Linked DNA regions of Homo sapiens: region 2 is linked to region 1. A link is a loop called in an ENCODE intact Hi-C map of the cell type or tissue named here. Cell type or tissue: Caco-2. All regions are shown on one strand. Links, peaks and the distances in the headings refer to the core of each region. The heading gives the core; the rest is flanking DNA.

What was found. A loop is a pair of places that touch in the nucleus more often than their neighbours do. Peaks named below come from ENCODE experiments on the same cell type or tissue, not always from the same donor. Only the 100,000 strongest peaks of a DNase experiment are listed, where the experiment ranks them.
Region 2: it touches region 1 in a loop (4-fold over the local background); 9 of 110 quality-filtered maps call a loop at or near these places.

What each region holds. Positions count from the first base shown.
Region 1 is chr22:37,315,425-37,332,092 of GRCh38, reverse strand. It overlaps LOC105373024 (a long non-coding RNA gene), which reads left to right. Exons shown (of 4, transcript XR_938232.3): 1 at 1-200; 2 at 14,588-14,701. Among named protein-coding and RNA genes, the nearest start is that of CYTH4, 41 kb to the right of the region's middle. RefSeq lists a silencer at 1,291-1,585 and enhancers at 2,484-3,129, 3,577-4,776, 13,302-14,159. In Caco-2, for the core only: no CTCF peak of the experiment used is centred there; DNase peaks (open chromatin) are centred at 5,172 and 8,242.
Region 2 is chr22:37,496,534-37,507,213 of GRCh38, reverse strand. CARD10 (caspase recruitment domain family member 10) reads left to right here. Exons shown (of 20, transcript NM_014550.4): 7 at 831-1,022; 8 at 2,445-2,579; 9 at 2,913-3,028; 10 at 4,001-4,029; 11 at 4,489-4,612; 12 at 10,036-10,195; 13 at 10,654-10,680. Among named protein-coding and RNA genes, the nearest start is that of MFNG, 15 kb to the right of the region's middle. RefSeq lists enhancers at 3,955-4,552, 4,553-5,152. In Caco-2, for the core only: a CTCF peak has its summit at 8,688 (motif pointing right); DNase peaks (open chromatin) are centred at 3,185, 4,653, 5,313 and 8,653; H3K4me3 peaks cover 525 bases.

The DNA of each region.
Region 1 (16,668 bases), core at 3,340-11,339:
CCAGCAGACACAGCACCATAATGGGAGACTTCTAGGCCGAGAGGGCAAAAGCTTCAAACAGCAGGCGGCAGCACCAGCTGTGTGGTGGCTGGGAGCTGGTCTAGCCTCCGCCTTCCTTCCAGAAGTCTCCCCAGCATCCTCAACCAGGTCAGATCCCCCAGCATGACTCAACATCCCTTCGACTTCCCTTCTGCAGCCCTGTAAGTGCTGGGGGTGCTGTATGTGGTGGTGGGCACCTGGCATGCCAAGTTCATAGCAGGTGCTCTGTCAGTGCAGAGCTGGGCACTAGTGGCCCAGGGTGACAGGCTTTGGCTGGCTGGAGCAGGGCTGGGTCAGGGTCGGGAGAGGCTGGGCTGCAGCAGAGACAGCTCAGGTCTGAGTCAGACAGACCTGGGTTCAAATCCTACCCATCCCTCCCAGTGTTGGGGTAGGGGGCAAGTTGCTGCCCTTCTCTAAATCTTATTTGTAATTTGCTTTCCTGGGCTGGTTATTAAGAATAGTAGAATTTGTCTTCTACCTTCTCCTGGCAGGTGGATGCCTTAGCTCAGCTCCAAGGGACAGTTTTGGGTACTGAGAGGGAACAGGGATGGGGAAGGTGGCCTCCCTTTTACTGAGTCCATACCAGGCCCTGTGTTAAGCTCTTTATGCACTCTGAGTCCTCATCACTCCCTTGTAAGGCAGGAGTAATTCTTTCCATTTTCCAAACAGAGAAACTGAGGCTCAGAGAGGTTTCCTGGCTTGCTTAGTCTCAGCAGCGAGGAGCCAGTTGTTGAACGTGGGGTTGTGTGACTCAGAGCCTGGGCTCTGTCCAATCCCAGCTGGCAGTGGGGGAAGGAGGGGCCTGGGCGGGAGGCTGCAGCTGGGCGTGGGTGGGCAGGTGGGTGCAGAGGCCCATAGATGCTGGCTAATGGGCCCTGGTGGGCCCGGCGCTAATGGGCCCTGGAAGTGCCAGGCGTAGATTTAGTGGGAAGGCAGGTGCTGGCTGCAGTGGGCCAGGAACTCTTCTGCCCCTCCTTTCCCTGTCCCATTCCTCAGGCCAGGGAGGAGGGGGAAGGAGATGGGGGCTCAGGGAGGGGGCATGCACCTAGCTTTGCCACTGACCCTACAGCTGGGTCTCAGCTTTCCCTTCTGCCCAATGGGTGAATCATTCCCTCCCCTCAGGTTTTGTTCTGAGTACCAAGGGCCATACTCTGTAGGAATGAATGCTGTAAAAATCAGGGGGCCACTGAAGTAGTGACCCCCACCCCAAGAAAATGCTCTTTCTTTGGAGACTCTCAGGGCTTTAGGGATAGAAGCAGGTGTGCCCCAATTATGCCAGTTTCCCTTTTCTCCTCCCCGCCCCCAACCCCTGGCAGTCCTAGGTGAGGGACCGCACAGCCAGGCCTGAGTGGGTGGGTAGGTGGCGCTGGCGCAGCCAAGAAGTGCCTGCTTCTGATTGGAAGGCTGGTTTCCATGGCGACCGATTGATTGCCCAAGCTGCAGACTCAAGGGGAATGAGCAATGGGGCCTTTCTCCCAAGCTTCACTGCTCAGGCTTGGGCCTGGAGGCCAAGGCAGGGGTGACATCTTTGTGTCCTGTCAGGGACAAGGGGCCCACTAGGGAACAGAAGGGCACCTCAGCCCAGAAGCCACCACTGGGCACCTGCTGTGTGCACATTCTGAGCTAGCAATGGAACAGGAGGAGGGGACCTAGCATTTATGAAGCAACTACTATGTGAAAACGAAGCTGCTGGGACTAGAACCTGGCCCAGTGGAGTCCCAAGCCTGTGAGCCTAACCACCAGGCTGTGATGCTCGTCCATGCTGCTTGTGAGGACTAAGCACATTTATGGGACACCAGCAAGCATCCTTGGACCACCAGACTGTAACCCCGCTCACACCAAGCTCTGAGGGTGAGGGTGAGACAGTCATTGCTGAGGGAGATCAGGGCTGGGGTGAATGTTGGAGGAATTAGGGAGGAGGATTAAATGTTTGGGGTGAGGGTAGGGAAATAAAGGCACCCCAGGCAGGGCACTGGCTTGGGCAAAGGCAATGAGGTGGAATGAGCTGGCCGTGTGGCAAGAGTTGGCCCCTCCACCTGTGATGTGGACTCGAAAAGGAGGGGCGGCCGTCTCTCTGATTGTTAGCTATGCAGGCCTGTGCCAACCACACCCTACCTCCCCTTTTACCCCTTTCCCATGCCCGTCTTCCCACCTATTCTGTCCATTCTGCCTCCCCCTCACTGGGGCCTGGGTGAGTCCCTGGCCCTCTGGCCACAGAGGTCCCACCGGCCAAAGGAGAAGGCTGGCACCAGTGGGGCTGCCTCCAGGACTCCAGCAGGGGATGGTTTCTCCCCGTCCCCTCCACGGTCTCTTCTCAGATTCCTTCTTTCTTCTTTCTCTCCCTCTTCCTTCTTCCCTGCACGCACCACCCCCTCCAACAATATTCTCACTGTCTCTTTTCCTGCCCTGGGGGTGATTTTGTCCGATTGATTGCCCAAGCAATCTGAATTGCTCTGAATCAGAAATCTGACTGGTCCCTGCCCCAGCCCCATCTCCATCGTGAACCCCATCCCCTGGTCCCACCCTGCCGCTGCCCTGCTCCCTGGCTCCTGCCCTGCCTGGCTCTGTCCCTCTTCATCCCAAACTCTCACTTGGCCCTTGGTACTCAGGACAAGACCTGAGAGGGGGAATGATTCACCCATTGGGCAGAAGGGAAAGCTGACACCCAGCTGTACAGTCAGTGGCAGATCACTGCCCTGCTCCTATCCCTGCTCTGCCCTGCCTGCCTGCCCCGTCCCTGTCTAGCCCCTCCCAAGCCCTGGCTTCATCTGAGCCTCTGCCACAGTCTTAGGTTCCCAGATGGGCTCGCTTAGGTCCTGGCCTCATTGTCATTCTGTCCACGCCAGCATCAGTCGGTGGCTGCAGGCACTGTCGGGGGTGAGGGGGAGAGAGAGAGAGAGAGGGAGAGAGAGAGAGAGAGGGAGAGAGAGAGAGAGAGAGGGAGAGAGAGAGAGAGAGAGAGAGAGAGAGAGAGGGAGAGAGAGAGGGAGAGAGAGAGAGAGAGGAGGAGAGAGAGAGAGAGGGAGAGAGAGAGGGAGAGAGAGAGAGGGAGAGAGAGAGAGGGAGAGAGAGAGAGAGAGAGAGAGGGAGAGAGAGAGAGAGGGAGAGAGAGAGAGAGAGGGGAAGAGAGAGAGGGAGAGAGAGAGAGAGAGGGAGAGAGAGAGAAAGAGGGAGAGAGAGAGAGAGGTTGGGGCTGCAGGTTGCGGGGAGCTGTAGGTCTGCTCTCTGAGCCTCCTCTCAGAAGGACAGAAGTGTTGTGTACAGGCTGGAAATAGCTGTCCATTATTGAGTACCTACTGTGCGCTAGAGAGGTTACAGTATCTCTAACCTCACAGCAGCCCCAGGAGACAAGTAAAAGGGACTCTTCCTCTTTACTCCAAGAGCCGAATTGACATCTCCATAGTAAACATTGGCAGGATTCATTTGGGACCCAGGTCCTCCTGGTCAAAGCCCCTGCTCACTGCCTTCTGCTGTGGGATTTGGGAAATGGGGTAGCTGGTCCCTACTGCAGGTGCCCCTGGATTGCTGAAGCCCTGTAAGATCTCCAAGGATGGCCAGGGCCCCCACAGGCACAAATGTGGGTAGGCTAAGGAGGAGAAACAGGGAGGGGGAACTGCATGAATGGAGGCTTGGAGGCCAGGACTGCTTCGGGAAGACTGTATGGGAGATGCAGCTTGAGACAAGGTTGCGGGGGTGAACCAGAGCCATTTCATATAGGGCTTCAAGACTTGAAGACCAGGCTGGGCCTTGACAGAGAGAACCTGGGAAGCATCTGAAAGTTGTTGAGCCAGGGAGGGAGATGATCCCAGCTATATTAATTCCTTCCTTCCTCCGTTGACTCATTTATTAAAAATTTATTGTCTTCTCCGCGGCATGCCTTTGCTGGGACTGGTGATTCAGAAATACTAGTCATAGGCCGGATGCGGTGGCTCACACCTGTAATCCTAGAACTTTGGGAGGCCGAGGTGGGTGGATCACTTGAGGTCAGGAATTCAAGACCAGCCTGGCCAGTATGGTGAAACCCCATCTCTACTAAAAATACAAAAATTGGCCGCGTGTGGTGGTGGGCGCCTGTAATCCTAGCTACTTGGGAGGCTGAGGCAGAAAAATCGCTTGAGGTGGAGGTTGCAGTGAGCCATGATTGTGCCACTGCACTCCAGCATGGGCAACAGAGAGAGACTCTGTCTTAAAAAAAAAAAAAAAGAAAGAAAAAAGAAAAGAAATACTAGTCACAGTTCTGGCCCTCAAGAGGCTCACAGGCTCACCAGGAGAAACTCATGCATATTCATAAAGGTACCAAAGTCCCACTGGTACCGAGATAGGTTTGTATACTGGGGCAGTGGGAGAAGGGGGAGAGACCTGGAATGGCTTCAAAGGCTTTGGTCCTGAACTAAGTCTTGGGGGTCAAGTAGAGGATGCAAAGCCCATTGGACTGGGAATAAAGAAGGTTCCAGGCAGAGAAAACTGAATGGGCAAACATCTGGAGGCTTGATACAACCTGCTGGGCTCAGGGAAGTGCTAGCAGTTTGGGTGTTTGGTGGAGGGGGGTGGCTCAGCACCTGTGCTGCACTGGGGATCCAGGGAGGAGGCAGGTGACCCTGGCTACAGAGTCGGGGATGAAATGAAGGGGGGAGCAGGGAGACCTGGAAGGAGATGATGGAGGCTAGAGTTGAAGGAATGGAGAAAGACTGCAAAATATCCACCCATCCATCCATCCATCTAGAAAATGTTTGCTGAGGCCGGGTGCGGTGGCTCATACCTGTAATCCCAGCACTTTGGGAGGCCGAGGTGGGCAGATCACCTGAGGTTAGGAGTTCGAGACCAGGCTGACCAACATGGTGAAACCCTATCTTTACTAAAAATACAAAATCAGCCGGGCATGGTGGCGCATGCCTGTAATCCCAGCTACTTGGGAGGCTGAGGTAGGAGAATTGCTTGAATCCAGGAGGCAGAGGTTGCAGTAAGCTGAGATTGCGCCATTGCACCCCAGCCTGGGCAACAAGAGTGAAACTCCGTCTCAAAAAAAGAGAAAGAAAATGTTTGCTAAGAACCAGTGTGGGGCAGGGATTGTGCTGGGTGCTGGAGGTGGAACCGGTCAGGCTGGGTCACTGACGGGAGAGGGTGGCTGGAGGCCAGGTTGATAAGCTTGGAGTGAGGACAAGCAGGATGAATGGGGGCAGGGGATGAATATCTTGAGTTCAAAGTGCATCCACCCAGGTAGCCGTGATTCGGGATGGGGAGGCAGCAAGCAGCAGGGGCTTGGCAAAAGTCAAAGGCATTTCTTTTTCTTTCTTTCTTTCTTTTTTTTTTTTTTTTAGACGGAGTCTCACTCTGTTACCCAGGCTGGAGTGCAGTGACACAATCTCAGCTCACTGCAACTTCTGCCTCCTGGGTTAAAGCGATTCTCCTGCCTCAGCCTCCCGAGTAGCTGGGATTACAGGCATGCGCCACCACTCCTGGCTAATTTTGTATTTTTAGTAGAGATGGGGTTTCTCCATGTTGCTCAGGCTGGTCTTGGATTCCTGATCTCAGGGGATCCGTCTGCCTCGGCCTCCCAGAGTGCTGGGATTACAGGCGTGAGCCACTGCACCGGGCCGGTCAAAGGCATTTCTAAGATGGGTGCTGCCAACTGTGCTCAGGGCTTTCCCAGCCTTCACTTCATCCTCACTTAATGGCATTCCCATCTGTCCAGGTGAGAAAACCGAGGCGTAGAGGCTTCATCGTTGCCCCATTATTGCAGGGATGGGCAAAGCTTTTCTGGAAAAGGCTACATAGTAAATATTTTTGACTTTACGAGCCATGCTTCTTGGTCAAAACTATTCAACGGTGCCACCGTAGAGGGAAAGCAGCCATAGACAGTACCAGAAATAAGTGGGTGTGGCTGTATTTTAATTAAAAAAGTGGATGAACATGGAAATTCAAATTTCATATAATTTTCACATGTCAGGAATTTTTTTTTTTATCTTCAGAAATAGAAAAAACCTAGCCGGGTGCAGTGGCTCATGTCTGTAATCCCAGCACTTTGGGAGGCCGAGGAGGGTGGATCACCTGAGGTCAGGAGGTTGAGACCAGCCTGGCCAATATGGTGAAACCCCATCTGTACTGAAAATACAAAAAAATTAGCCGGGTGTGGTGGCCCGTGCCTGTAGTCCCAGCTGCTTGGGAGGCTGAGGCAGGAAACTTGTTTGAACCCAGGAGGGAGGGGCTGCAGTGAGCCGAGATCGCACCACTGCACTCCAGCCTGGGCAACAAGAGCGAAAACTCCATCTAAAAAAAAAAAAAAAAAAAAAAAAAAAAAAAGAAAGAAAGAAAAAGAAAAAGAGAAAAAAAAGAAAAAAAAACATGCTTGGTTTCTGGTTGTACCATAACAGTTTGACAGGATTTGGCCTAGGGGCTGTAGTTTGCCCACCCCTTGGGGGATGGTTGGGAGGTGGCAGAGCTGGGGTTCAAACTAGGTTCTGCGAGCCCACGGGCTTCTGGACCAGATCAGCTCCAAGTGTGTGCCGGACCTCAGCCCCCTGGTCTTTCCCTTTCGGGTTGGTTCTCCCATCTTGGGATGCACAGAGCATCCTGCTTCTACGCTGCCCATTTTGGGCAGGAGGCAGTGTGCCGGGCAGGCCAGGGGATCTGAATCCCCCAACTCGGAAAAGGGTCCCCGCCCAGCCACTTGCCAGCTTGGAAGACTGGAAACCTCTCTAGGCCTCAGTTTCCCCACCTGTAAAGTGGGGCATAGCAGATAACTCACCCGCAGGGTCGCCGTGAGGCTGCAGTGAGAATATACCTTGAAACGTCTCCCCACCCCGCGGCTGCCTCAGTTTCCCTCCTCCCCTCCTTGCCTCTGAGCCTGGTCTACACCTGCGCCGCGGCCTCTCCCACCTCCCCCACCGCCGTCCCCCTCCTTAATGCGGAGAACGACATCCTGGGTGTCTCCCAGCTGCCTCCTGCGCACGGACGGTTTCTCGAAAGCTTTTAAAAACGAGGCTCCCTCCCGGCGGCGGCAGGGAGGGTGGGAAGGGGGGCGCCCACCCTCGGGAGCTTCCCCGGTGGGCGGCGGCGGCCGCTCCCAGCCTTTTCGGGAGATCTCTGGCTGATTATTATGGAAATCAGGCCCCAGCAGCGCGCCCGGGTGGCGCGGGAGCGGGAGGCGCTTGGTGCGGCTGAGACGCGCTGAGGACCCGCTCTGCCAGCCAAAGGAGCGGTGCGGGGGAGGGGGCGTGGGAGCTTCCCGCGCTCCTGGGACACGCGTGGCCTGTTCTGGCCCGGGTGCCCGGGTGACACTGTTCCCGCGCAGGGCCGATGGGCTGAGCTGCAGCCGGAGGGGCTGGGGTCGCGCACGGAAACCTGGGCGCCCAAGTCTGGGAGTTCATTTCCGCCGGGACCTGGGCCCTTGATATCAGCGGTGCTGGATATTTTCAGTGCAATTAAAGGCAAAGGCAGTGGGGTTCACGCCACCACCCCAGGAACAGAACTGGGGCGTGTAATGAGCTCAAGCCCTGTGTACTGGGCGCGTGTACTCGGCGTCCAGCACCGACCTCAGGGCGCTGATCTATTTAAATCCTTCCGTTGACTTGGGCATGGTCAGGCCCATTTTATGGATGAGACAACAGAGACCCAGAGAGGCAAAGCTCACACGGCCAAAGCAGTCGAGGAGAGACCTGAGCTGGGAGTTGTCCAACTCCTCTGGCCAGTTCTTACACCTTCGGTCATCCTGTCTCCAACCTGAGGATGATGCCTTTGACCTTCCAGCCGCGCATCCAGCTCTGGCCTGCCCTGTGCCTCTCTGCGGGGGGACTCTGCAAATGGGGAGAGAGACAGCGTGGCTAATGTCGAGGAGAGCTGAGGGTGGTGGGTTGTCCTGGTGCTGAGGGGCTCTTGGTTTCTGACTATGCCTTCTATCACCACCACAGGGTTTGAGTTGAGCCAGGATCCCCCACCCCCACCACCCCTCAAGGTGCAGGAAATCTCATCATTCAAAATCCATTTCCTTTATATTGTCACATTCTGGAGAAGGGCTCCAATCTAAGCTTAAAAGTGATAGAGAAAATAAAAATGGGAAAGTCAGATGGATTCGGCCACTTTGTAAGCCAGAAAAATGGCCCCAGCAGACAGGTGAGCAACAGCTTTGGAAAAATCTCTAGCAATCAAGAACGGCCATGGGGGTTTATCTTTGCTCTGTAATGATCCCAGGCAGACGGAGAGGAAAGGCAGAGAAACCTGCAGGTGAATGGGCAAAGGGCAGGAGCGATGATTCACACTAGAAAGGAAACACAAATGCTTAACCCTCACAGGGAGAAAGTCCATTCCCACTCAGATATGAAAGGAATACAAATGTTAATCAATGCAGTTCCATTCAAACTCACAAATATTTTAAAACATAAAGTTATTTAATTTACCGCTGAATAACTGTAACTATTTTTAACTGAACTCATGGTTACCCTGGTAGTCCATCCTCCCAACTGCTCCAATTCACAGATAGGAACCTAGGCTAAGAGAGGCTAATTGCATAATTTGCTCCAGGTTAGACCTCTGGTGAGTAGCTGAGCAGGGTCACCTGTTCGGTGGCAAAGTGGTGGCATCTGGCCGGGCGCGGTGGCTCATGCCTGTAATCCCAGCACTTTGGGAGGCTGAGGCAGGTGGATGACCTGAGGTCGGGAGTTCAAGACCAGCCTGACCTATATGGAGAAACCCGGTCTCTACTAAAAATACAAACTTAGCCAGGTGTGGTGGCACACGCCTGTAATCCCAGCTATTCAGGAGGCTGAGGCAGGAGAATCGCTTGAACCCGGGAGCTGGAGTTTGCAGTGAGCCGAGATTGCACCACTGCACTCCAGTCTGGGCAACAGAGCGAGACTCCATCAAAACAAACAAACAAACAAACAACAAAAAAACCCACAAACAAACCACACACACAAAAACGCAAAGGTTAGGCTTCATCCCAGCCCCCGTGGATCAGAAACTCTGGCGCTAGGGACCAGCAATCTGTTTTAAGGAGCTCTCCAGGTGAGCTGGAGGCTACAATTAGAGAATGACTGCTCTGGGCTCCAGGAGAAGGTAAGGAAAGCAGGTACGTGCTTTCGCTGCAGAAGGCAAATTGTATTGTTTCAACCTTTTTGAATTACCTATGGATAACAGGTATTGTGAGCCTGTAAACGGCCACCAATGGCACCTCTGAGAAGCCACTGAGAAGTAGACATGGTTTTATCCATGGAGGTATTTAAGACAATGTATTTATAAACATGGAATACTGGAAACAGTCTGAGTCTCCAGCAATAGGGGACTGGGGAGAGAAACCTTGGTTCATCTAAAAGATGGCTGCTGTGCAGTTTTGAAAAGTGAGTGTGTAAAGACCGCACAACGTGGTACAATAGGAGCAGACAAGTCCTCCTGGGTTGCCCAGGACTTTCCCAATTTTAGCACAAGAAGGCCGGCATTTTGGAAAACTCCTTGGTCCTGAGAAAATGGGGACAATTGGTCACCCTAGCTATAATCGGCACTAGTGCCACACCCCAAGTATTACTGTCCTCCCATGTTGCATGGCCGGTGGTAGGATGGTATTTCATCTGGCCTTGCAGTGAGGTAGCTATGTGACATGTTTTGGCCAATGCAATGTGAGCGGAAGTGGCATGTCACATCCAGACAGCGCTCCTGGCAATTCATGCCAGGATGGCACCTCCTCAGCCTAGGTCCCTGAGTGACTATGATAAGCAGAGACTCCATGCCGATCCCTACCCTGCAATCCCAGGGCATAGGGTGTGAGCAAGACATAACCTCTTGTGGTGTGTGAAGCCACTGAGATTTGGGGATATTTGTTGCCACAGTGTAACCTAACCTGTCCTGGCTGGTATACACGTGGACATCCGGATTTCATAGTTTTAAGGCTTAAGTGTTAGGCCGGGCATGGTGCCTCACACCTGCAATCTCAGTACTTTGGGAAGGCCGAGGCGTGCAGATCACTTGAGGTCAGGAGTTCGAGACCAGCCTGGGCAACATGGTGAAACCCCGCCTCTACTAAAAATACAAAAATTAGCCGGGTGTGGTGGTGCATGCCTGTAATCCCAGCTACTCGGGAGGCTGAGGCAGGAGAATCGCTTGAACCTGGGAGGAGGAGGTTGCAGTGAGCTGAGATTGTGCCACTGCACTCTAGCCTCAGGGACAGAGCGAGAATCTGTCTCCAGAAAAAAAAAAAAAATTGGCTTAAGGTTACAAAACTGCATTTGCAGTATCATTGCAGAGACATAACAGGTGTGTTGGAAATATTCTGAAATGTTTACAAAATTATCAGGTAGAGGAATTCTTGGTCTAGGTTTTTTTTTAACTTTTAGGATTGGGATACATGTGCAGGTTTGTTATATAGATAAACTGCCATGTGAGTTTGGTATACGGATAATTTTGTCACCCAGGTAATAAGCATAATACCCACCAGGTATTTTTTTCTAATCCTCTCCGTCCTCCCACTGTCCACCCTCCAGAAGGCCCCAGTGTCTGTTGTCCCTCTCCTAGTATTCATGTGTCCTCATTATTTAGCTTCCACTTATACGTGAGAACATGCGGTATTTGGTTTTCTGCTCCTGTCTATGTTCGTTTGCTTAGGATAATGGCCTCCAGCTCTAGCCGTGTTGCAACAGAGGACATGATCTCATTTGTTTTTTGGTCTAAGTTTTTCTTCCTCTTCATTGCGCTTTCCAATTTTCTGCAATGAGCATGTTTTATTAATTTTTAAATGGGGGACATTTTCTGAAAAAATCATTTCTTTGGATCAAAGGTTGGTCCCCTCTGGGCTCTTATTTATGAACTGAAAATCCCTTGGGGGAGGGAGAAAGAGAAGAGTTAAGCTTTAGCCTCAAAGGATCACAGGGACTGGAAAGGTCACAGAATTAATCCTGCCCTTCTGCTGGAGCCTTCTAGCTGGTGGCTCCTCCTGGCCTTAGCAATTGGATCAGATGCCTGTTCCTGGTCGTGTGACTCTGGGCAAGTCACAAGCTCTCTGAGCCTCCACGTCCTCATCTGTTAAATGGGAATAATCCTGTTTACCTTGTGGGCTCCTGGGAGGATCAGATGAGATGAAGTATGTTCTACAAATGCCGGCGCCTTCTGCCTCGGTCTTCTTCATGGAGCCTCCGTGCTGGGTGACTTAGGGCGTGTGCCTGAATGTCTGTGACCTTTGATTTCATCATGGAAGAACAGGCAGGGTGCTTTTTTAGGCCAGGGCATTTCTGGATGGGGCTGGAGGCCCCCGTACAGAAGCTGAGAGGGATGGAAAAGGAGAGGGCTTGTAGGCCTTGGTGTTCAGCAGCCGAACAAAAACTTTGAGCCTGGCAACCCCAGACCACGAAGCCAGCCCACCAAAAGCCAAATGGTGAAACCTCTGGAGTCTTAAAGTAGCCCCGGGGACAGGGGTGGTCAGGGAGGGCTTCCTGCAGGAGGAGAGCTGGCAGGATGGCATGGACAGCCCCCATTGCCTTCCATGGTTCTGTCCTGTTCAGAGTCCTTGAACTCAGCCCTCTCGAGGGAGACTCCATCAAGAATATAACAGTGACAGCTAATATCTGCTGACGGCGTGCAGTAGACCAGGTTTACCCAATCCAGTGTCAGTCCACACGGTGCCACTTTGGGGTAGGACTTGGGGAGACTCACCGTGGAGAAAAGTTCGCTGGGTGAATTGGTGGCTGAACCCCATCTGCTCCGGAGGAAACAGCTGTCCTTTCCTTCTCCAGGATAAAGCAGCCACGGGGCACAACTCTTCCAGTCCACAGGGCCACCCAGAATGACCCCAGTTCCTTGCTGCACCTTGTGGATATGTCTGATCTCTACCGTGACCCTATGTCTTGGGGTGCCTGGAGCAGTCCTGGTTTCTGCCTGTTGTCCTGGCGTCCCCTGGAATCCAGATTCCAGCACTCATAGGAAGGGCTATTATGGATGATGAGTTTGTGGTCGCCCTGACACAGGTTTCAGATCAGATGGCGCTGGTTCCATGCCGGCTCAGGTCCTTCTTGGCTGGGCCAGAGTGCGCCTGAGGGCCCTTCTCTGTAAAATGGGGATAGTCACGCCTGCTTAGGGAGTGCTGGAAGGTTGGAAGACAGCATGTAGTGGGAGGCGCTGGCCTTAGCGAGTGCTCCATGGTTGGCGGCTTTGGCCATGACATACTGATGCTGGGCATGGTGGGGGTGGGCCGGGGTGTCCAGGGCAAACCTGGGTCTTTGTGGGTTACTTTTGAGGGTCACGTGCTGTTAAGAACCCACACACTGGGATTGGAACCCAGGCCTGCAGGTGGACCCCAGGACCCAGGTGCCTGCCAGTACACACCACTGAGCCAAGACTAAATGGCCAAGAAAGGGGAGGGGGCGGAATCGGGCAGACAGGGGAGGGAGGGGCAAGTGGGAGAGGTGGGAGTGGGGAGAGGAGGAGGAGATAAGAGGGTGAGAGGGTGCGGAAGAGGAGGTGGGAAGGGCTTTCTGCTGAGCCCAGGACTCTTGTCTAACTCGCAGCTGAAGGTGTCCACGGGGAGGTCCTGCTGCCCCTCTGACGCAGTGTGACCTGTTCACCTCCCCTCCGCCCGACTCCTTCCCCACACCTGCCCTTCGCTGGGCTGTTTCGGGGAATGCTGTCACCTCCCACAAGTCTTAGCCCCGGAGGCCCATCAAGCCTCTTTCCTCCTGTCCAGCGACCGCTCTGTTCCTCCCTCACCTCCTCCAGCCCCCTGTGGCCCACCTAGCCTCCTTAATCCATCCCTTGAGTGGTCGATCCTAGGGGCTATCCCCAGACGGCTTCCAGCCGTCTCTCTCCTGCTTTGAACCCTTTCCTGGCTCCCCGTCACCGTCCTGGTAAAGTCACCCACGCAGGCTGGCCAGTGTGTCTCCGCTTCTGTTGCATTCCAAGTCCAGCTGTTCTAGGCAGGCCTCCTCCAGGCCCACCAAAGAATTCACCGCTTCTCAAATGTGCCAAACTCCTGTGTGGGGGCTCCGTGCTCCAGTCTCCCCAGGCCCCACAGCCCCTCTTCCCTCATCCTTACCGTCGCTCCCAACGCTGTCCCCATAGCGAGGTCACTTCATCCTCCTCCGCCGGCCCTGCCTGCAGACCAGATTCGCCCACGTTTCTCCAGAGCCCAGCGCCCGGCCTGGAACCACCACGGGAAGAGCATGTTCTCCCCAAAGAGGCCCTGTGGAGTCTGGCTTTTCTCCTGGAGGGTGGTTGTTGGATCTTGGGCAGAGGAGGCTGTGCTGTCAGGAAGAAGCCAAAAGGGATGGGACAACATTGCCAGACAGGGAGGGAGGTGGGGCTGGCTCGCGGGGACGGTCCAGAGAGGGTCCCCACTGGGCCAGGATCACATGGCAGTTTGGGGCAAGGCCAGGATTTTGACCCAGATGTGTGTCACTCTCTGGCTTCATTCTTCAGCCATTCTGGGTGCAGTCTGGAGAGTTGGGAGGCATGCAGGAGTGAGTGGCTGGGTCTCTGGTGCCCCTCAGAGGCCAGGCTCTCAGGACACTTGGGGTAGGAGGTGGTCCTCCCATTGAAGGGAAGGAGGGTCTGGAGCCTGCAGTGTCCTGGTGGGAGCAGGCCTGTCTTTGATGCTCACACTTGCAGACCCCTGGGGAAGGCCTGAGTCATCACTGAGCCGGCAAACATATTTAGCTCCTTTTATGTCCCTAATAAATCAATTTCTCCAGGTCTTTCATACCTGCCACTCGACTCGGGCTGCCTGCCCCCATCTCCTGTCCCCTGGCAGCTCTGTGTGCCAGGCTTCAAGATGGAGGGGCTCCTCCTCCCCAGGTACCTGGCAGGGGCCCACTCTGCCTTCTCCAAGCCCCGCTGCCCTGGCCTATTCCAACCCAGAGCCTTCTGTGCCAAGCTAGTCCTCCCTCAGGCTGGGATGTCTCCGTTCAGCAGCCACATTACTGAATGCCCCCTCAGAGCTTCATGCGGCCAAAGCTGCAGCCCCAGAGCTGCAAGGATCCTGCACTGTGCACGCAGCTCAGTCCCAGCCAGCACCCAGCCTCCCTCAACCTTGCATTCTTTTGACTCACTGGGGCTTGTGTTTGGGGCCCAGGGGAGTTCCAGAAATACCTTGCCTCGACCTGCCCTCCTTGTCCTGTCTCCTACTGGCCCCACTGGCTGGAAGGCTCAGACCTCCACTTGGCTTATCTTTCCTGAGCACACCTCTTCCAAGAAGTCTTCCCAGATCTCCCCCACTACCCCACTGCCCACATGAATCTTTCCCCCTCAAATGGCCCCAATTCCATGTTTTTGTAGCTCCATGAATGCATGCCCACAGTCTGCCTTGTGACCATAATAATAGTAGCATGTAACGTCCCAGGAGCTGCCTAACGCTGTTGTTAGCATTTTACATATATTTAATTATTTCCATTTTATAGATGGGAAACCTGAGGCTCAGAGAGCTTAGGAAACCTGCTTAAGGCACAGGGTAGAGGTGAGCCTTCACCATGGCCCTCTGGGTGGCTCTGACGGCTACGTCACCCCCCCGCCCCGTGCCCTGACACAGTAATGGCTTTCGTGGTACCTGCTCATCTTCCTCCCCCGCCATCCCTTCCAGGGCAGGAGCTGTGTTGCAGCGGTGCCTGTTGCATGTGGAAGTCTCCCTTCAAGGTTTGCATCATGGAACTCACCTGGCCCAACCTCTCAGGGAGGAAAATTCCAACCAGAGAGGGTAAGCAACTCGTTCGGGGCCCCACAGCCAGAAAGCAAGAGTGCGCGAATCTCCCAGTGCCAGGCCCAATGCCAGCCCCAGCAGGGGTGACTGTGCCCAGCACGAGTGGCGGGGAGGCCCATGCTTGTTTGTGTCCATGGGTGTCTACTGGGCTGCTCGAGCCCTTGGGCCCTGATAGACCAGATGTCTCCCCCTTTAGGACGTCCAGGCCAGGGCTCTACTCCGGACAGAGACCCCGTCCCTGCAAGGGACAGCCAGTCAGCCCTGTCCAGCCCCGTCCAGCCCTGTCCAGCCCTGTGCAGCCAGTCCAGCCATTCTGACTGCAGCGTTGAAACCTCTTATCCACGTGTGGTGGGAGCCCCCTGCTGACCAGAGTGAGGAGTGGCAGAATGGCAGGAAGGTGAGCAGACATGCCCTGGAGAGACTCAGGGGGCCAGTGAGTCAGAGCCCAGCTCTCCATGCTCCTGGCTTGTGATGTGGCCTCTCCAGGTACTCCTGCATCTCCTGGAGGCACCAACGTTCTCATAGCTCTCTAGGCCTCTGGACATTTGCACCTGCTGATGCTGAGACCCAGAGGGCCTTTTATCAGTTAACTTCAGGTGAACTAGCAGTTATTGTGCACCTATTGTGTGCTGGGCACTCTGAGTATGTGCAAGGTCTGGCCCACAAGGAGCTCACAGTTCAGTGTGGGGCAGACATGAAGTGAGCTCACTGCATTATCAGGTGCGTGTCCTGTCCCCAGCCTGGCTGCCAATACTTGAGCACCCTCCTCAGAGAAGCCTCCCCGGATTGCCCTCTGCCCAGCCCAGCCCAGCCCAGCCCTCCACTGCCTGCTCTGCGTCCTCTGGAACAGCGTGTGTTCAGTACTGCAGGGATGTGAGCCCCATGCAGGCAGGGATTCGGCCTTGTTGTACCAGTGTCTGGGACAGTGCCTGGCACAACGTAGGTGCTCCATAAACATTTGTGGGATGTACAAATAAATGAAGGTTATTGAATTCAAGCTCCTCCGTTACCCACCAAGTGATCCTTGGAGCAGCAGTGCTTGCACTCCTCCAGCAACGGGGAACATTCTACTCACCTCCCGTGGCAGCAGGCTCTTTCTCTCTCTCTCTTTCTGTCTGTCTGTCTGTCTGTCTCTCTCCCTCCCCGCTCCTTCCTTCCTTCCTTTCTTTTTATTTTGAGACAGAGTCTCACTCTGTTGCCCAGGCTAGAGTGCAGTGGCATGATCTCGGCTCACTGCAACCTCTACCTCCCAGATTCAAGCAATTTTCCTGCCTCAGCCTCCCAAGTAGCTGGGATTACAGGCTTGCACCACCACGCCTGGCTAATTTTTTGTATTTTTAGACGGGGGGTCTCACCAGGTTGGCCAGCCTGGTCTCGAACTCCTAACTTCAGGTGATCTGCCCGCCTTAGCCTCCCAAAGTGCTGGGATTACAGGCGTGAGCCACCACGCCTGGCTCTTTTTTTCTTTTGAGATGGAGTCTTGCTCTGTCACCCAGGCTGGAGTGCAGTGGCACCATCTGGGCTCAATGACACCTCCGCCTCCCAGGTTCAAGCAATTCTCCTGCCTCAGCCTCCTGAGTAGCTGGGACTATAGGCACCCACCACCACGCCCAGCTAATTTTTGTATTTTTAATAGAGACGGGATTTCACCATGTTGGCCAGGCTGGTCTCGAACTCCTGACCTCAAGTGATCCTCCCACGTCGGCCTCCCAGAGTGTTGGGATTACAGGCGTGAGCCACCACGCCTGACCGGCAGCGGCTCTTTCTATCGTTAGACAGCATTGCCTGCTGGAAAGTCCTTTTGCCTTTCCCTGGGCTTGTCAGAACCAGCTTGCCTGCACCTGCTCTGTGGAAGCCCCATTGGCTGTCCAGCCCCTGGGGATGGCTCCTGTGCCAGTGTTCCGGGGATGGGGTCGTAGGGCCCTCTGAGTGACCAGCCTCCCTGCCTGGCCCTCCTGCCCTCC
Region 2 (10,680 bases), core at 789-8,788, 180 kb before region 1:
CTGAGGCCTCCCAGATTCAAGTGATTCTCCTGCCTCAGCCTCCCAAGTAGCTGGTATTACAGGCATGCCACCATTCCTGGCTAATTTTTGTATCTTTAGTAGAGACAGGGTTTCACTATATTGACCAGGCTGGTCTTGAACTCCTGGGCTCAACTGATCCACCTGCCTCAGCCTCCCAAAGTGCTGGGATCAAAGGCATGAGCTCCCATGCCCAGCCGAAGTCTGCATATTAGAAATGCCCTCAGAATCCCCTGGCAAGCTTGAAAGTGCAAATTTGGGGCTTCATTCTCTGGACGTTCTGATTCAGGTGGTCTGGGGTGGGCCCCAGGAATCTGCATTTTATGGGGCTGCCCCCGGCTCTCTCTGAGGCATGGGTGACAGGTCTGGACCATGGGCCCAGCTCTGGAGCCCCTGGTCTTCACTGTGGATGCAGTGGGCTGGGTTTGACTCCTGGCTTCTCCACTGACTGGGATGCTGGGAGTGAAGCCCCTGGCACACAGCAGGTCTCGTGGAAAAGTTTTCAGTTCTTGGTGAAATGGTGAGAGCCTGGATTCTGCAGATGGACTGCCCGATTTGAATCCCAGCTCTGTCGCTCCTGGCTTGGTTTCCCCAGTCTGCAGAATGAGAATAATGATATTAATAGTATCTAACTTAGCCAGTTAGTGTGAAGATATTTAAATGAGCTGATAATTTAGCTCAGGGCCCGGCACACAGTGCTCAGTAAGTGATAGCTGCCATTCTCCTTACTGTCCCCATTCTCCAAGTCATAGGCCAGGAAAGCTGGGCCAAGGTGGCTCCTTCAGCTGCTGCCTCCCCTCCCCCAACCCTAGGCCATCCAGAGCCGTGACCGGATCCAGTTGCAGTACTCACAGAGCCTCATCGAGAAGGACCAGTACCGCAAGCAGGTGCGGGGCCTGGAGGCGGAGCGGGATGAGCTGCTGACAACGCTCACCAGCCTGGAGGGCACCAAGGCTCTGCTGGAGGTTCAGCTGCAGCGGGCCCAGGGTGGCACCTGCCTCAAGGTGAGCGGGTCAAGATTGTGGAGGTCCTGGCAGGAAGGCTGGGGTCCTGGCAGGAGCTCTTGGCCAGGGCTGGGAACGTGCCGGCCCTGGTGGGAGACCTCAGCCAGGGGAGGAAGCTTGGGGGAAGTGGGAAGAGTCCTCAGTTAGGGGCGGGAACTTGAACCCAGGCTGGGCTGGGTGTGGGCTGGTGAGCAGGCGGAGGGGCATGTTGGTCTCTGAGTTTCTGGGGTTGCTTCTGGGACACTAAGAATAGTTTGGAGCTGGTCTTTGCATTTAACTGGGGAAGGCTGGCTGCCTGAGTGCCTGTGTGCATGTTAGAATGCAAAACCTGGGCCTCAGAGACCAGCTAGTCAGGACTAACATGGGCCTAAGCATCCCTCAGAGACCAGCTGGTCTAATCCTCTCATCGCACAGGGCCCAGAGAGGGTGAGGGGCTTGCCCAAGGCCACACAGCCAGCTAGCACTGGAGCTGGAGTCCCAGACCCACTGTAAATTGGATCGTGGTCCTCAGGCTGCTGCCGGGAGCTCTGCTTTTTCCTTTTTTTTTTTTTTTTGAGACAGAATCTTGCTGTATCACCCAGGCTGGATCCCAGGTTCAAGTTATTCTCGTGCCTTAGCCTCCCTAGTAGCTGGGACTACAGGTGCCTGCCACCATACCCAGCTAAGTTTTTTTTTGTATTTTCAGTAGGGATGGGGGTTTCACCATGTTGGCCAGGCTGGTTTCAAACTCCTGACCTCAAGGGATCCTCCTGCCTCAGCCTCCCAAAGTGCTGGGATTAGAGGTGCGAACGCCCAGCCTGCGTTTTCTTATTTTGAGTTGCCTGACAGTGAGCTCCGCAGGCCTGGTGTTTGAAGCACTGGGGCCTGGAGGAATATAGGAAAAGTCAGCATTAATCCAAGACTTTTTTTTTTTTTTAACCCCCAGTGGCTTTTTTGCTGTTTGGTAAAGACAGAGTCCCTTTTCATGGCCAAGAGGCCCTGCGGGTGGGGTTCCTCTTGTCCTCTCGCCTGGTTCTGTGGGTTCCAGTCTTTCAACTGGAATGCATCACAGTCCTGCCTCAGGGCCTTTGCACATGCTGTTGATCTGCCTGGACCATCCCAGCTTGACCTACTTAGCGCCTCTATACCCTTGAGTTCTCAGTTCAAACCACAGTTTCTTTGGAGAGTACTTGGACTCCCAGGCTGGGTGGGGTCTTTGTGTGTTTTCCATGCCCTGGGCACCTTCCTTCTGCTATTGTCTCAGCTTGGGGCTATTTTGTTCACATGTCTGCTGGTTTACAGTTTATCTCCCATTCTAGGCTGTGAGCTCCCTGAGGACAGGGATCTGTCCCTGTGCTGGCACATGGCAGGTGCTCAGTAAAGGACTGTGGTTGACGTGGGCCTAGCACTGCTCACCTCCTTCCTCTCCTCTCCCTCTTCCAGGCCTGTGCCTCCTCCCATTCCCTGTGCTCCAACCTCAGCAGCACTTGGAGCCTGAGCGAGTTCCCCTCCCCTCTGGGAGGCCCAGAAGCAACTGGGGAGGCAGCTGTCATGGGGGGACCTGAGCCTCACAACTCGGTAAGACAACTGCCCCATCCCAAATAAGGGGGGACACTGCTATAGCATTATTACTAATGTGGAGAGTGCTTTCTGAAGGATCCATTTCACAGGTGAGGACACTGAGGCGCAGGGAGGCCAAGTACTTTACTGAAGCTCACCCAGAACCATTTCCTTGCCAGGCATAGGTGCCAGGAGGCGTGGGGAGCCACCCGCACACTATAATCTTGCAGAGCCCGCTCTTCTGCTCTGGGCCCTACTTCTCATTTGTGGAATGGGCACAAACCAGGTGTGCTGAGGACTGGGATGGTGCTGGGCAGTGGGGGTGACCCAGGCCCTGTCATGGCATTGCAGGAGGAAGCCACAGACAGTGAAAAGGAGATCAATCGGCTCTCCATCCTGCCCTTCCCCCCCAGTGCCGGCTCCATCCTCCGCCGGCAGCGTGAGGAAGACCCCGCACCCCCTAAGAGGTGAGATGGCTGGGGATAGCAGTAGACACCCAGGGAGGTGGGGCTGCCGTTTCCCGAACAGCCACCTCCCAGAATCTGCAATGCCAAAGTCAGGTCCAGGCAGTCACTTCCCTTTATTGCCCTCAGATGGCTGGAGCTCTGGAAACCCAGGTCCTGTGAGTCACAGGGGCGACCAAGGTCAGGCTTAAGATAAGGCCGATGGGCAGAGCGAACTCAGTCCTAGCCAAGCATCCTGGCAGGAGGGTCACTGGGGGTCAAGCCTTGAAGATCCTATACCCAAGGAGAAGCTTGATGGTTCAGGACTAGGGGGCGTGGAGAATGTTTCAAGGTATCAGGGACCTCCGGCAAGAAAGCCAGGCCCCAGGTTTGGGCATCAGCAGCAAATAGGGACCAGAAAAACCAAGGCGCACCCTCTGGTGGCAAGACCAAGGGCGGGAGATAGCCTGCCTCCTGGGGCGCGATCCTTGTCACTGCTTTTCCCCTGTAAGCAGCCCTTGATTTATTCCTTTACTGGTGAGAGGCTGGGCCCTGGGAGGCTGTGGTCAGTATGGCCTTGATCTGCGTAAATCTGTCCCAAGGAGGTGTCTGATGAGGAGGTCATGGTTTAATTTAGGAGGCGTACCTGGGAGTCACAAACCACAAAGGTGGCAAGTGAGGGTGAGGTGAGGGGTGAGAGATCAGGGGTGGCTTCCAGGAGGAGGTGGCATTGAAAGAGCTGGCTTTGAAGGGCATGCCAGGGCATTGTAGGTGGAACAACATTGGACAGAGGCCAGGACATTAACTTCTTACCCTGGGAGTTTAGGGGAGCCAGGTGGCATGGGTGCCCTGTACCTGGGACCCTGCCTTGAGTCTAGCCTGCATTTGCTTGGGGGCTGTGAGACATTTATCTGGTGTGGGGGCAGGAGGAGGGAGCGGGGCAGAGTGCCCACTGTGCCTCACCTCCTGCCCCCTCCCTGCCCTCTCTCTGCCCAGATCCTTCAGCAGCATGTCAGACATCACAGGTAACAGCCCTTGAGTTCCGTGGGGAGGGCTCCTCTGGTCGGGGGAGGTGGCTTTGCAGCCCACCTGAAGCCTGCACCACCTGCGCTACCTTTGGCCTGCATCCCCTTCCCTGAAGCCCCGCCGTGGCCCCTGCCAGGCAGGAAGGTTGTGCTTGGGAGGACCCTGGGGACTTTGGTTCCAGCCTCTCACCCCGAGCCCAGTCCTGGGCCTCACTCCTGTTCCCGGCTGTGATGTACGAGGCTCTTCAGTTCTGGGCCACCTTTCACCCTCTTCTGGGAAACTGCGGGGTCAGCCTGGTGGGCCCTGACCTATCTCTGAGCCCAGTGGGTCTGATGTGCTCCTGGGGCCTCAAACCTGCCAAGGCCTCTCTGGGCTGGAGGGGGGTCAGTCCCTGTCATGGACCCTGGCCATCCCTGTTTCCCAGTGCCAGATCCCTGAACCTCATTCTTTTTCCCCAGGGAGTGTGACACTTAAGCCCTGGTCCCCTGGCCTCTCTTCGTCCTCATCCTCTGACAGCGTGTGGCCTTTGGGAAAGCCGGAAGGCCTCCTGGCTCGGGGCTGTGGCCTGGACTTCCTCAACAGGTACTGTAGCTGCCTGCAGTGGGTGGAGCTGGGGTGATTGCTTGAGAGGGGAACAGGAGTGAGGTGGGAGGAGCAATTGCCTCGCCCCTGTTTTATGCAACTATTGGAAGATTAAGATCTGTAGACACTGGCAGCCCTTGGATTCCAATCCTGCTGCCGCTCTTGATCGTCCCTGTGACTTGGGCTGGTCCCTTCACTTCTCTGGGCCTCCATTTCCTCAGTAGCTAAAGGGAGATGATGACCCTTTTTGCATGGAGGTCTTTTGAGGGCTCTGCTCGCAGAAGCAAAGCACCCAGCTCTGCCAGGCATGTAGCAGGTGCTTAGTAATAGTTGTCACTTACAAGCTGTCCTCGTCCCAATGTCCTGCCTGTCAGTCCCTTGGCTCTGAGTCCCTGGGACTGAGCCACCCAGCAAAGTTTCATGCTGTGGGTGGGCTTGGGTCACCTCAGGAGCCCCTGTGACCGGGCCAGCCACAGGTCCATAACAGGAGTCACAAAGCCCATTAGTGCAGAGTGCACTGTAGGCGACGTGCTGTTAGTGTGGCCGGTGCGTGGCCGCTGTTCACACCTGCCAGTGTATCTAAGGGAGGGGTGGGGCAGAGCGGGGGCTGCACGGCCATTGTGGTCTTGGAACTCAGCTGTGAGGAGAGGGCAGGTAGGGAGAGCATCCGGTGACTGTGGAGGAGGAGCGAGGGGGAAGGGCGAAAGTCAAGGCTTCCTGAGTCAGGCTGGGAAAGTGTGGACTTTGGCTTGTACACTCTGGGAAATGTGGGAGGGTTTAGTTATTAACTGCAAGGCCAGCTGCTGGCTGTTTTACAACATGCTCTTTGTCCAGGGAGTAGGCATAATGACGATTATCTCTGCTCCATAGAGGAGGTAACTGGGGCTCAGAGAGGTTAAGCAACTTGCCCAGGGTCCCACAGTTGGGAAGTACCAGGTCTGGGTTCATAGTGACCTGATCAGATTTGGGTTTTGGAAAGGGCATAGGAAACATGGACTGTCAGCGCTGGAATGTGGAGGTGTTGGGTGCAGAGGGATGGGTCACGCAGCAGATGGGTACAGCATAGGACCAGGGCCTCTGGCCTCCGGAGCGGCTTGGTCAGCCAGTGTCCAGGCCCTGCCCCCACCTGGCCCCCGGCAGTGGGCTCAGCGAGACATTGTTTTTGCCTGTGCAGGACGTGCTTCTCGGGGAAGGGGTGGAGGCGCCTCCCTTCCTGCTCGCCTCGGCCCTTCCTCCCTTCCTCCAGTTTGGGCTGCAGCAGGGGTCCTGGCTGTTGTCCAGGGGGCGCCAGGATGCAGCCAGGGAGCAGGAGCCTCCGTCCCAGCCCCGCCCAGGCCCCACGATCACATGGGGCCACTTCTGCTGCCCATGCTGTTCCTGGGGAGGAGAGAGGTTCCTGGGGAAGAACACAGGCTGGGGAAGGTGCAGAGGTGGTGGACAGAGAGAGAGAGAGAAAGAGAGAGAGAGAGGCAGACAGGCGGAGAGGAGAGGGAGAGGGAGATGAGGGCCCGGACAGGTCCCAGGTCGGGGCAACTTGTGTGTCTCCTGGGATTGTGTTATGGCGAGGTGGGAAGAGCTGGCTTTGGTGTCAGCACTTGCTACTGTGGGACCTTGGGCATGTCTCTGAATTTCCCAGTGCCTCAGTTTCCTGCTCTGTAAAATGGGCTCACATAGTGCCTGTCCCTTAGGGTCACTATGGGGGTTTGAGTATCCCTTCTAGAATGCTTAGCACACTCACGGTGGATGTCAGCATATGCTCGCGGTTAGTTATGATTATTGTCGCCATTGTTGTTTAATCCTCAGAGCAGCTCTGCAAGGCTGGAATTTTAACCTCGTTACACAGACCAGGACACTGAAGTACAGAGACAGTTAGAAATTGGTCCCAAGTCACAGGCCCCTCGGAGCTGGTTGGAGATTCCGATGTGCCTCCCCACTGTCTCAGCTGTTGGAGATCTCACATCCGTATTGTGTGCCCACTTTGTACTGGGCACCATGTTGGGCATTTTCTCTCCTCTTTCCCATTTCCTGCCCATCTCTTGCCCTCAGCCTCTCTGCCCTGCCCTTCTCAGCTCCTGGAGCCTGGGTGCCGGGAGGGGATGGTGGATAGTGGGGGGCTGGGGCAGACCGGGGGTTGGGCTGACAGATAGTCAGGTGGGGGACAGCAAGGGAGAACTCATGGGGCAAGTGAGGTGCTGGGTGAGAGAGGCAGAGCATGGAGAGCACTGGAGGGTTTCGGGGTGCCGTCTCCCCAGCATAGCCTCACCACTGCCCAGCTCGCTCACGTGGCCCCAGGGGATCTCTGGCACCTTCTGTCCTTGCAAAGAGAGGGTTCCCATAAGTCATTGCCTGGCTCCACGGCCCACTAGCTGTGCCCATTCTTGGCAAGTTAACTTTCCTGTGCCTCAGTTTCCCTTATCTCAACCATCGGGTTGTCAGGAGGATTGACTGAGGTGATCTGTGTGGCATGCTTCAGTCTCAGCATCAGGTCCCTGACCTGGTACCAAGCAGGCACGCAGACTACTCAGATATCTTCCCACGGGGCCCTGGGGGACATTCATTGAGGCCATGTGGCCTGTCACTGCTCAGAGCTGGCAGAGCTGGCAGACTTGCCCCGTTCCTGTCTGCCTGTGACCTGACCTGACTGGGGAGGGGGCTGGGAGCTGGTAGCTAAGGACACTGTGCTTCCTAGTACCACACAGGCAGCCAGCTGGTCAGCCAGTCCCAGGAGCGGGGAGCAGGCAGCCCCTCTCCCTGCTGTGTCCTTTCTCTACCCCTCCTGCTTGTCTGCTGAGGCGGGGGGCTGGGAGGAACCCTATCTGGACCCTGCTCTGGGCAAGCCCCTGTGGGCTCTGCAGACTCCGAGGAGTGCTGGGAGCAGGTATTCCTGGTCTGTGGAGGCTCAGAGAAGTCACTGGTCCTTTGAGGAGGTTGGCAAGGGCGTCCTGGAGGAGGGGGCGCCTGAGCTGGGTCTTCAGGGAGCTGCAGGAGTTGTCAAGAAGAGCCTGAAAAACCTGAGTTGAAAGCTGAGGTCAGCCTTGATGCTTGCATTGCAGAGGGGAGAGGTGTGGAGGAGGGAGCGAGTAGAGGTGGGTGGGGTGGGTAGGGTTGGTGGAAGAGCCTGGATGCCAGCTGCTTACTGGGCTCTGGTCTGGAGAGGCCATGATGGTCAGTTGTCTGTGGGTTTGAAACAGGTGGGGAAACTGAGGCAAGCGAGAGGTGATTTGTTGTGAATCACACCTGATGCCAGTAAATGTCTAGTTTTGACAGAGCACTTAGTGTCTCCTGGGCCCTGTTCTGAGAGCTGCCCATGTCTAAACTCAGCGAGTAGCCAGGGAGGTGGGTGGAGCTGAGGCTCAAGCGGCTGAGCAGCTGGGCCGTTTGACCCCAGAGTTCCTGCTGGCACCCTGCGTGCTGTGCTTCTCGGACCATCTGACCACAACCCACAGTGAGAGAAACCCGGTACACATGCCTGGAACAAAAAGGTCATGAGATAATAATTGGATTTACCTGGGGTGGCGGGAGCGGGGTGGGGGATAGCATTGTACTTTCTATTCCATAGCATTATCCAGCTGTCCCAGTCGCAACCCAGTGAATGTTACCAGCCACTAAGGGCCAGGCCTGCAGTTTGGAGGCCCCAGAGTCCTCTGGTTTCCACCTCTCCCTGCATTATCTTTTATTCATGTGCCCCCCCCCCCCACCCCCCAGCACCCACAGAGGGCAAGGGGTGTCATTGTCAGCTTCGTGTTATGCATGTGGTAACTGACGCTCAGCAGCCGGCTCATTTGCCCAGGCTAGGGTGCAGTTTGCCCTGGGGTTTGGAGCGGACCGTGTGCTCCAGCCACAAAGCCAGGGCCAGCATAGCCAGGCCAGGTCTCAGGCCTGCCCCCTTTCCATGCCACCTCGATGCAGCCAGGACATGCGGCACTGAATGATGCCTCCCATGCCTGCATCTGTCCAGCCCCTCGGCCTGGCTCTGTGTCTTACCTGAGAGGGCGGGGCTGTTCCCCAGCAGTGCCGATTGGGTGGGAGGTCCTTGCAGCCGCGCCCTCCCCAGGCTGGCAGCAGGGGGCAGTGCAGCTGTGTCTGGGCTGCAGCTGCTGGGGTGGATGGAGATGCTTCGCCCCGCTGCCTCTCCAGCCAGCACACCTGCTGACCTTGGTCTCCCCACCTCCTCCAGGCCAAGGTGTCTGGCAGGGGACTTGGGGTCCATTTGTCTCTGAGCCTGGCCACAAGGCCTCACCTTTTCTCATCCAGGGACAGGCAGAACCCTACCATGATGGGGATTTTGGTGACGTCTTAATTGTCAGTGGTCCTCCTGCCCATGGGAGGAAAACCAGACGCCTCTGTTCCACGCCCTCCAAAGGGTGGCTCCAGCTTGCCTTTCCTGGGAGCTGCTTCCCAGGATGTAAAATAAGAATTAGGGCAAGGAGCTCAGCATGGTGTCTGGCACATGGAAAGCACCCAGGAAGTGTTCGCTGCTATTGTTATTATTAAATTCTTCCACGCATCCTGTGTTCTGTCCTCCACACCTTTGCTCTGATATATTCCTTCAGCCTGGAACTCTGTTTCCTCCATCTGTCACCAAAGTGCATCTATTCTTCACCAGCGTGTAGCCTAGGTACTTCTTCCGTGGGAAGCCTCTCTCTGCTTCCACGGCTGGTTGTAACCACCTTTGGATCTGTGCCACGTGCTAATGGTGACCTCCCTCCTCAGACTGTGAGCATAACAAGCTTTTTTTTTTTTTTTTGAGACAGAGTTTCAGTCTTGTTGCCCAGGCTGGAGTGCAGTGGCTCGATCTCGGCTCACTGCAACCTCTGCCTCCTGGGTTCAAGCAATTCTCCTCCCAAGTAGCTGGAATTACAGGCGCCCACCACCACGCCCGGCTAATTTTTTTGTATTTTTAGTAGAGATGGGGTTTCACTATGTTGGCCAGGCTGGTCTCGAACTCCTGACCTCATGATCCGCCTGCCTCGGCCTCCCAAAGTGCTGGGATTACAGGCGTGAGCCACCGTGCTTGGCTATATAACAAGCTTTTATTAGTCATCTGCTATGTGCCAGACACTGGGTTTGGTGCCAGGGCTACAGAGCGGAACAGTATAGAAGTTTGGTCCTGAAGGTGTTCGTTCTGATGGAGGAAACGAAAGGGCCGTGGCAAGGCAAAGTTGGAGTGCTCTGTGGCACGCAGGCTCCACTGCACCGTGTGCCCAGGTCCAGGGGAGAGGCTGCTTGTGACTTGAGATTTGAAGGATGATCAGCATTTCCCAGGTGGAGAAGGCAAGGAAGAGGGCACAGAAGATGGAGAGGCCTGGGGGTGGGAGTCATGGCATACTTGGGAAATGAAATCACTGTGGTTTTCCAAGAATGCTGAACTGAATCCAAGTACTGATTGGACTCCAATTCTCATCTCCTTTCTCCCTTCTCAGGTCTCTGGCTATTCGGGTGTCTGGCCGGAGCCCCCCAGGGGGCCCAGAGCCGCAGGACAAGGGACCAGATGGACTGTCGTTTTATGGGGACAGATGGTCTGGGGCTGTGGTGCGCAGGGTGCTGTCTGGGCCTGGGTCCGCCAGGATGGAACCAAGAGAGGTGAGGCCCTGCCTCCTGAGCTGGGGGGGTAGGGTCAGTGCTTTTGCCCAGGCTGGACATCCCTTAATTTGGTGGATCAAGATCACCGGGCAGAGCTTCTGGGGATTGGTCAAAGCCGAAGCGGGCTCAGTGATTAGCTGTGGTTGCCTGCTCAGCCAGGCTTAATTGAAGTCTGATTGGGCAGGGACTGGGAGGTGGAGCCAACTGACAGCACGTTACATTCCTGCGCTTCAAGTCGAGAAAGACCTGGATGAGCTGGGCGGGTTGGGGAGTCCTGTGGATGGGGGCGTCCTGTGGATGGGGACGGGTCTGACTGGGCTGGGCATGGCAGTTTCTGAGGGGGCGCTATCTGAACTGTGAGGCATGAAACACCCCCACACCTGGTCTTCCTCCAGCCCCTGGGCTGCTCTACTCTCAGAGGCTCACTTCTTTCCCTCCCTGCCTGGGTTTTCTCCCAGCAAAGGGTGGAAGCTGCTGGTCTGGAG